3 separate regions of the Homo sapiens genome follow, and regions 1 and 2 are each linked to region 3. Evidence: chromatin loops called from intact Hi-C (ENCODE). Cell type or tissue: Caco-2. All regions are shown on one strand.

Region 1 (2,500 bases), 520 kb after region 3:
CTCAGCCTCCCAAAGTGTTGGGATTACAGGTGTGAGCTACTATGCCCGGCCCAAAGAAGATTTTTTTTAACGAGATGGGCGTTATTATCTCATATCTGTTTGCTAAAGAAACAGTATAGCACAGAGAGGAAAAATGGCAAAGGAAAAACAGGGACAACTGTTTGATTAAGGGAGATAGGATGAGATCTAATAAATAAAAGAGAAGATACCTTGGAAAGAAGCAAACACAAAGAATTTATTACACAATTGTTTATAGTGGTAAAAAACCTGAAAATTAATAAAAAGTTTATCAGCAGGTACTGGGTAAGCAATTTAAGGGGTTTAAGTACAAAACAACAAAACATAATCATTAAAACTGTTAGTGAAGATTCTATATTTATTTACATGGTAATGCATGCACAATAAAAAGCAAAACGAAACAAAACAAAAACCAGCATAGTCAAGTCCTGACTAAAAATGATTAAAAGTGCTTTATCTACATAAGATTCGAAGATAGTTTCTGCTTTCTTCTTTATGATATTCCATATTATTTTTTACAATAGACACATATAATATGCTTAAAACTCTTTTCTCTCCTTAGAGCCACTGCCTAAGGCAGGCAGTGCCTCTCGCTGAAGCTCTGTTAGAGGCTTTGAATGGTGACTTAATATCAAGTCCTTTCAAGACTTCCTCCTTAACCTATCTACCACTCCCCACAAACAGCAATACAAATCCCAACTCTGCCACGTATTAGCTGCTTGCTTTCGAGCAATGTATTTAACCTTCACAAGCCTATTCCTTCACCCGTAAAATAATGATTTGAAAAATCTGCCTCAGAAGATTGCTGTGTGGGTCAAGGAAGACAATGTAGGTAAAGTGCCTAGCACAGTGCCTGGCACGTAACAGGTACTGAATACCAGGCTGTTGTTACCTGGGTGTGCTACCCTCGTGCACTAACACATTTCGAGAGGATGACAATGGGGGACCCTGCTCTTGCCAGTAGCAATGCTGCTGCCTTTGCTTTTTCCTATTTCTGGTGATGCTGTTCTCCTCTTGTCTGATGCAGGGGAATTTGTGAGAATAGGAAAAGAAAAAATTTCTGAGTCTTCTCACTCGCCCACAAATATTCCAAAATTTGGCTAATCCGCCCCCTAGTGGCAGACATTATAATTTCTGTCACTTTTTTTCCAACTGGAATTGCAAGAAAATACCCATAAAGGATTCATTTGAGATATTTGCCGCATCTCCTACTACCGGCCTTGTCACTACCATGTAAAGGCAGGACAGTGCCTAAACTGGCCCATTGCTTGCTTCCTTATGTTAAGGCTTTGAATGTCTTTCTTAAAATGCAAACATGCGCCTAGGAAGAGTAGTCTAACTGAATCCTTCAGCCTGAACTAGCTAGCCTGAAGGACGAGATGCAGAGTAGATGAGGGTCAGGAGAGGCCATGAGAGGCTAGCCATAAAGGTGAGTCATCAAGGGGGCCTGTGGCTATCTCAGGGGTGAGGAGCAGAAGGCACAGGTGCCAAAAATGCTTTCCCTGCTCCCTCAAAAATCATAAATGTTTATCTAGGAGTCATACCTTAGAACAGAGATGGATGTCATAAAACTAGAACATAGCTTTTTTTTTTTTTTTTTTTGAGACAGGGTCTCAAAAAGTTGCCGTGCAGTGGCGTGATCATGGCTCACTTCAGCATCTATCTCCTGGGCTCCAGTGATCCTCCCGTCTCAGCCTCTTGAGTAATTGGGACCACAGGCACATGCCACCACACCCAGCTAATTTTTTTTTTATTGTTAGTAGAGATAAGGTTTCACTATGTTGCCCAGGCGGGTCTCAAACTCCTGAGCTCAAGTGATCTGCCTGCCTTGGCTTCCCAAAGTGCTGGGATTACAGATGTGAGCCACTATGCCTGGCCTGGAACCTACCGTTCTTGAAGGAAAGGAATGCAAAATTTCCTAGCCCAAAAGGTGACTCTTTTTAACATGTTAGTATGCATTTGTGCTGGCAAAAAGACCCTTAGATTTTGAGTCAAAAGACCAGGGATTGAGTGCTCCTCTTGTGGTTGACAAGATGAGTAATAACAGGCAAGCTATTTAGCCTTTCTGAGCGTGAATTTTGTCATCTGTAGAATGGGCATGATGGTGGTAATTCTGCTCTCAGTGAAATGTGTATGGTTTTGTTTGTTATTTAGGTCTTCCTGAGATTGGCGTGCCGTGACTAGGGTTGAAGGTGAAAGAGGGACATTTACTGAAAAGGTACACACCTCTTCTGACCTGGGCCTGGCGGCTTGATGACATTAGATTGTGAAGCCCTTAGCTCTTTAATAAAGCTGAGGAGAGAATGTGCAGGATGCATAGATCCCTATCAGAGAGCTTGGGGAAAATCCCAAAAGTGAAATCCCAATAGTGAAGTCTTAGGAGCAAAGATGGGAGGGTAGAGAAAAAGAAAGTGGGGGAAAAGGCAGGGGCAGAATAGAAGCTTGAAACTTGCTAAGTATTACTGGAGATGAGATTTCAAAG
Region 2 (2,500 bases), 94 kb after region 3:
GTACGTATATATATACTTATATATACCTATATAAATATGTATATACATATATATACGTATATATATATACTTAAATAATGAGATATACTTATCTTTATTTTTTAACTTTCATCTGAGAACATATTTCAATAATAATAGTACACAACTTCCCCAGGCAACACCAGCCTGTGGGTGCAAATAAGGCCATCTTGTTATGAATTCCTAAGGTTTCCTGGCTTATTTTCCCACACGCCATGTGCCCCTAGTCCCTGAGCCTCATCAGGAGGTGTCACATGTGCTTAACTCACTCCGCAATCTGAGCTACTCCTAACTGCTCCCCCCATCAGCAGCCAGCATCCCTACCACTGTCCTGCAAGCATGGAATCCCCAGGCTGCTGAGGCTGAACATTACTGGAAACTGGTAACTATGAGAACCAGTGGTTTCCTATGGGGAACAGGTGTGGGAAGTAAAACTTACTTTTTAACTGTGTGCTCTGTTGCACCTTTGGAAATTTCATCTCATGCATTTATAGCATACTTTCAGAGATAGTAATAATTAAAAAGAAAAGAAAAGCAGTATGGGTAGCCGTAGAGGAGCCAGCTATGTAGCTCCCTGGTTTTTATGTTATATTCTGATTGAAGAAAACAAACTAAGCAGGGCTGCCTGTGAATTAGTGTGTTCCAGAAACAGCCCTGCCATTTTACTTCTCAGTCCTTTCTCTGCTTAGAACCAAGGCAAGCATTCAGGAGCCAGGGGCCAGGGGACAGAGTCAAATACCAGCAATGCCCCCATAATTCCCACTTCCTTCTGATGGTTAAAGGCTTTGTACCATGATGAGTCAAGCTCACTCTGCCTGGGGTCTCCGCCTTAGACCCTAAAAAAAAAGACTCCAATAGGTTACCGCAAACTCAACACAGTCCCAAGATGAATGAGCCACCAACATGGAACCCAATGAAGGGTTAGCATAGGTCTAAGAGGGGGAAAGTTATTTTTAAAAAAGATAAATGCTCTGAGAAATACCAATTATAACTGAAAATTGTTCATAAAACCCTGTAAAGGGCTCTTGACTAAATCATTAATATGCATAACCAAACTCCTCCTCTCCTGGGCAGGGTAGTTCAGCCACAAGCATGTATTTATGTAATTAGTGTTATGGTTACAGAAGTGGCCCAGGGAAGACTTAGTTCTTTATTAAAAGAGGGGACTTGTGGTCCCTGTGAAACCTCTGAGAGGTTGGGTAGTATCAAGAGCCATGCGCATTTATAAGAGTGCCTGGCACACAGCAAATGGTTAACACATATTAGCTTTTTAAATTATTGTTATAGTTGTTTCTATAAATTCAAGTGACTTAGAATGTCAAACACTAAAATTGGTTTTTTTAAAACTGGAGTTATTTATCTCAGAAGAGTAATGACAATATCTCGAGGCCATATGTCATAATTTTAGCAATAATTACTCTCTCCAGAATGGCAGGATCTGCTGCTTTTGGAAGATTCTCAAACACTATTTATTCAAGAAGAACAATGATTTAGATCATATTATGGGCTTTGCTGTCACCTAGTGGAAATTTGATTATTATAAACAATTCTCAATAACAAACTCATTCTGAGCTACCGAACCCCCAAGTTTCAGTGATTGCCAGCTGGCTTCCATTGGCTTGCATTCTACAGTTAATTATATTACCAAACCTCTGGTGACAGTCCATCTCTCTGTGGATGCACTTATTTTTAAATCCAAGACAGCAAATCCTGTGTGAGCTGCCTCATTAGAAGCCAGCAGTTGCAGAGAACATTCTTGGCAACTTCCAGATCTCCTGGTCACTGGAATATTGCCAGATCCTAAGAGCAGAGGGACAAACAAACAAACAAACAAACACCTCAAAAAAGCTACCTAATCGCAAGTCCCTTTCTAAAGTGTTTTCATATATTGTCCTACTTTATTACATGGAGTACATTTTTTTCATTTTAAAGATGAGGACATTGCTGCTCAGAAAGGATAACACAGTCAGGAAGTCAAGCAAAAAACAAGAAATTAAAGCTGTCTTCCCACTCCAAATTCAGAACTCTACCTAAGTCAATACCCTGCCTACCAGGATCCTGTGGTTGGCTCATCAGAAATATTAGGAAAGAGGCTAACAGTTTGGTTTCTTTTGAGACAGATCAAGACAGAAGACAAGGCCCTAGGGTTCATAGGCCACTGGGTGGGAAGATACATTCTTTCCCTACTCAGGTTAGTTCCACCACTCTACCCCTGATCTCCTGCCCTCTGGTTCCTCTGGGCTCTTGCTAATGTAACTATCCCCCTTTCCAATTCTCTAACCTCCCCCTCTCCATGGGCAAATCCCTTCCAGCTCTAAAGACCAAATCCAAAAATCTGCCTTCATCTATATTTCTCTCCTGCCCTTCCAAATAGGCTTATCCAAATACTCTTATCACATTTCACCTCCACAATTACTTTTTGTTTTTGTTTTTGTTTTTGAGACAGTGTCTAGCTCTGTTGCCCAGGCTGGAATGCAGTGGC
Region 3 (2,500 bases):
CCCATCGCTACTAATTTCTCAAACTTCTTTACCAAAGATGCCTCTTAGGATGGCAGAGTGCAAATGTGGGTTCTCAGGATTCTATAGTATAACTTCAGCTGGAATCCTTAAACTCAAAAGTTTCTTTGAAGTATTAAAATTCACATGCTTTTTGGATCTTAAGCAATAGCATAATTGATTTTTAATATAAAATAATATTTCCTCTTTCTGGGCACACAGACTCTATTTCCCAGTCTCCCTTGGAATTAATAACATAGGGCCATGTGATTAGGCTCTAGGTAACCGGAAGTGGGTAGAAGTGATGTACCCTTCTTCTAGGCCTAGCCATAAGAGCTCATGCATGATTGCCTGTGCTTTTTCATCGTCTTCTATGCGGACCCCAGAGGCCACGTGTTCAGTATGGTAGTGACACAGGTGTAAAGAGCCAGGATCCCGCATCCCTATGTGGAGGCAAGGAGCTTGATAATACAGCACATTGTGACATAAGAAAAAAATAAACTTTTATTATGTTAAGCCACTAGGATTTTAGGGGTGGTTTGTTGCAGCAGCTATATTAATTGTCATGATTAATACACCATGAGAACAATTTTTTTCCTATCAGCCTTATTCATCAAGATGCAATTTCATTAATTAATTTTGAAAATGGGGCTGAATTGAAGAATGCTGAACAGACTTAGTGTCTAGGAAACTTCTCTCCTGTTTCTTGCTGTTGAAATATCTCCAGCCCCAGACTTACAAAAATATGTGGATACCAAAAATAGGGTTTTTTTTTCCATTTCTTTCTTTTTTCACAAATATCAATGAACTCTATCAGGGTAACCATTGAGAGAATATGCCCTGAATACCACGGGGGAAAATGCAATATTTTAAGTTTGGGTTGAAATTTTGGCAAGTGAATCTTCTTGTCAAAAATAAAAATTATTTGCATCCTTCTGCAGATTTAGAAGGTTTCTGACCTACTGCCCTTCTGTCTCAATATTAAAACATGACTGATGATGTAATTTATTTAACACCAATGTAATCATTTCTATTACTCACATATTAAGTCTCAAAAGATTAATCTTCCTCATATTTGTTTTCACCAAATGCAAATCCTAGGACATGTAACACTGCCACTCATGCACCTGTTCTCAACACATTTCCAGCGTCCCTAGACACAACCAGGAAAAACCATTTGAGGGCGATCTTTCACCACATTCAGGCATTGTGTAGCCTAGACAATTCCCAGACTCATTCATTCCACCAACAATCTCTCATCAGCACCAACCTCTCATATTTTTGTTATCCCCAAACCACTTAGTACTTGTTAAGTGGACTCTTGGACCATTAAGTGAACAGAAAGATATATGATATGTATTTAAATTATAAAAACTGAAGGTAATATTAAAGGTAAGAATAATTATTTCGTGTCAGTTGAAGATGGCTGATCTCACTGTTAACCTTTCACTAGGTTTTTGGCTCAATAATTGAAGCAGTAGGTTCTACATGCAGTATGTTTCTTTCCTGCCTCTTTATTGCTACTAAGTTAAATAATTCAAAATTACAATGATAGGTCATTAGGAATGTCAGCAAGTGATTGAGGGCTTCATCTGATAATTCTGTTATCAGAATGTTACCTCAGTCCAGCTCAAACATGGACAGGGAATGAATGGAGAGATTTATGAGTGAGTAGTACCTGGAAAACTCTTAAGTCCACAACGGAATCAAAACCTGGAAGTTTGGTTTTACTTGGGCTTAGTGACAAATTCCTAATCTACTCTCATTACATTCCACTCTGTAGAGCATGGGTCCCATGGCCCATTAGGAACAGGCCACACAGCAGAAGGTGAGCAGTTGGCAAGCGTTACCACCTGAGCTCCGCCTCATGTCAGATCAGCAGCAGCATTAGATTCTCATAGGAGCGGGGACCCTATCATGAACTGCACATGCAAGGGATGTAGGCTGTGCGCCTCTTACTAGATCTGATAATGCCTGATGATCTGAAGTAGAACAGTTTCACTCCAAAACCAACCCTCCGCCCTCATCTGTGGAAAAATCGTCTTCCACAAAACTGGTCCCTAGTGCCAGAAAGGTTGGGGACCACGCTGTAGAGCAATTCTTATGTTCTATTGTGGCATCTTGATGTATTTTTTAAGCATCCCCAAGATTTCATTGTTTTGTTTTCTCTAATGAGAAAGAAAATAATCAAATACTGGGGATAAGTTGAATTCCTAATGACTGAGGCATTTGTTCCACAGCTTGTTTTGTTTTGTTTTAATCCTGACCCTTTATCCTCTTCATTGGAAATTGGCAAAAGTTCATCCCCAAAGTGATAAGTTCTGGCTTGTCAAGATAATTAAGGCTATTGCTGAGATACACCACATTTGAAGTGATAGAAACGGTCCTTATTGGCATTATCAGTGTCATGGAGATATTTTCCCATCTGTGATTTTTCAGGTCCTAGGATGTTTCCCTCTGGCAACCAACATTTTTTTTCAGAGAGGAAAAAATGTATCTGTAG

Evidence for each region. Hi-C counts contacts between places; a loop is a spot of excess contacts. Peaks named below come from ENCODE experiments on the same cell type or tissue, not always from the same donor. Only the 100,000 strongest peaks of a DNase experiment are listed, where the experiment ranks them.
Region 1: it touches region 3 in a loop (7-fold over the local background); 2 of 110 quality-filtered maps call a loop at or near these places.
Region 2: it touches region 3 in a loop (16-fold over the local background); 4 of 110 quality-filtered maps call a loop at or near these places.

Annotation. Positions count from the first base shown.
Region 1 is chr11:93,651,130-93,653,629 of GRCh38, forward strand. No RefSeq gene overlaps it. Among named protein-coding and RNA genes, the nearest start is that of CEP295, 9.3 kb to the right of the region's middle. In Caco-2, CTCF peaks have their summits at 1,107 (motif pointing left) and 1,309; DNase peaks (open chromatin) are centred at 1,136 and 1,432.
Region 2 is chr11:93,224,295-93,226,794 of GRCh38, forward strand. No RefSeq gene overlaps it. Among named protein-coding and RNA genes, the nearest start is that of SLC36A4, 28 kb to the left of the region's middle. In Caco-2, a CTCF peak has its summit at 1,552 (motif pointing left); no DNase peak of the experiment used is centred here.
Region 3 is chr11:93,130,737-93,133,236 of GRCh38, forward strand. No RefSeq gene overlaps it. Among named protein-coding and RNA genes, the nearest start is that of SLC36A4, 66 kb to the right of the region's middle. RefSeq lists a silencer at 1,007-1,301. In Caco-2, no CTCF peak of the experiment used is centred here; a DNase peak (open chromatin) is centred at 1,173.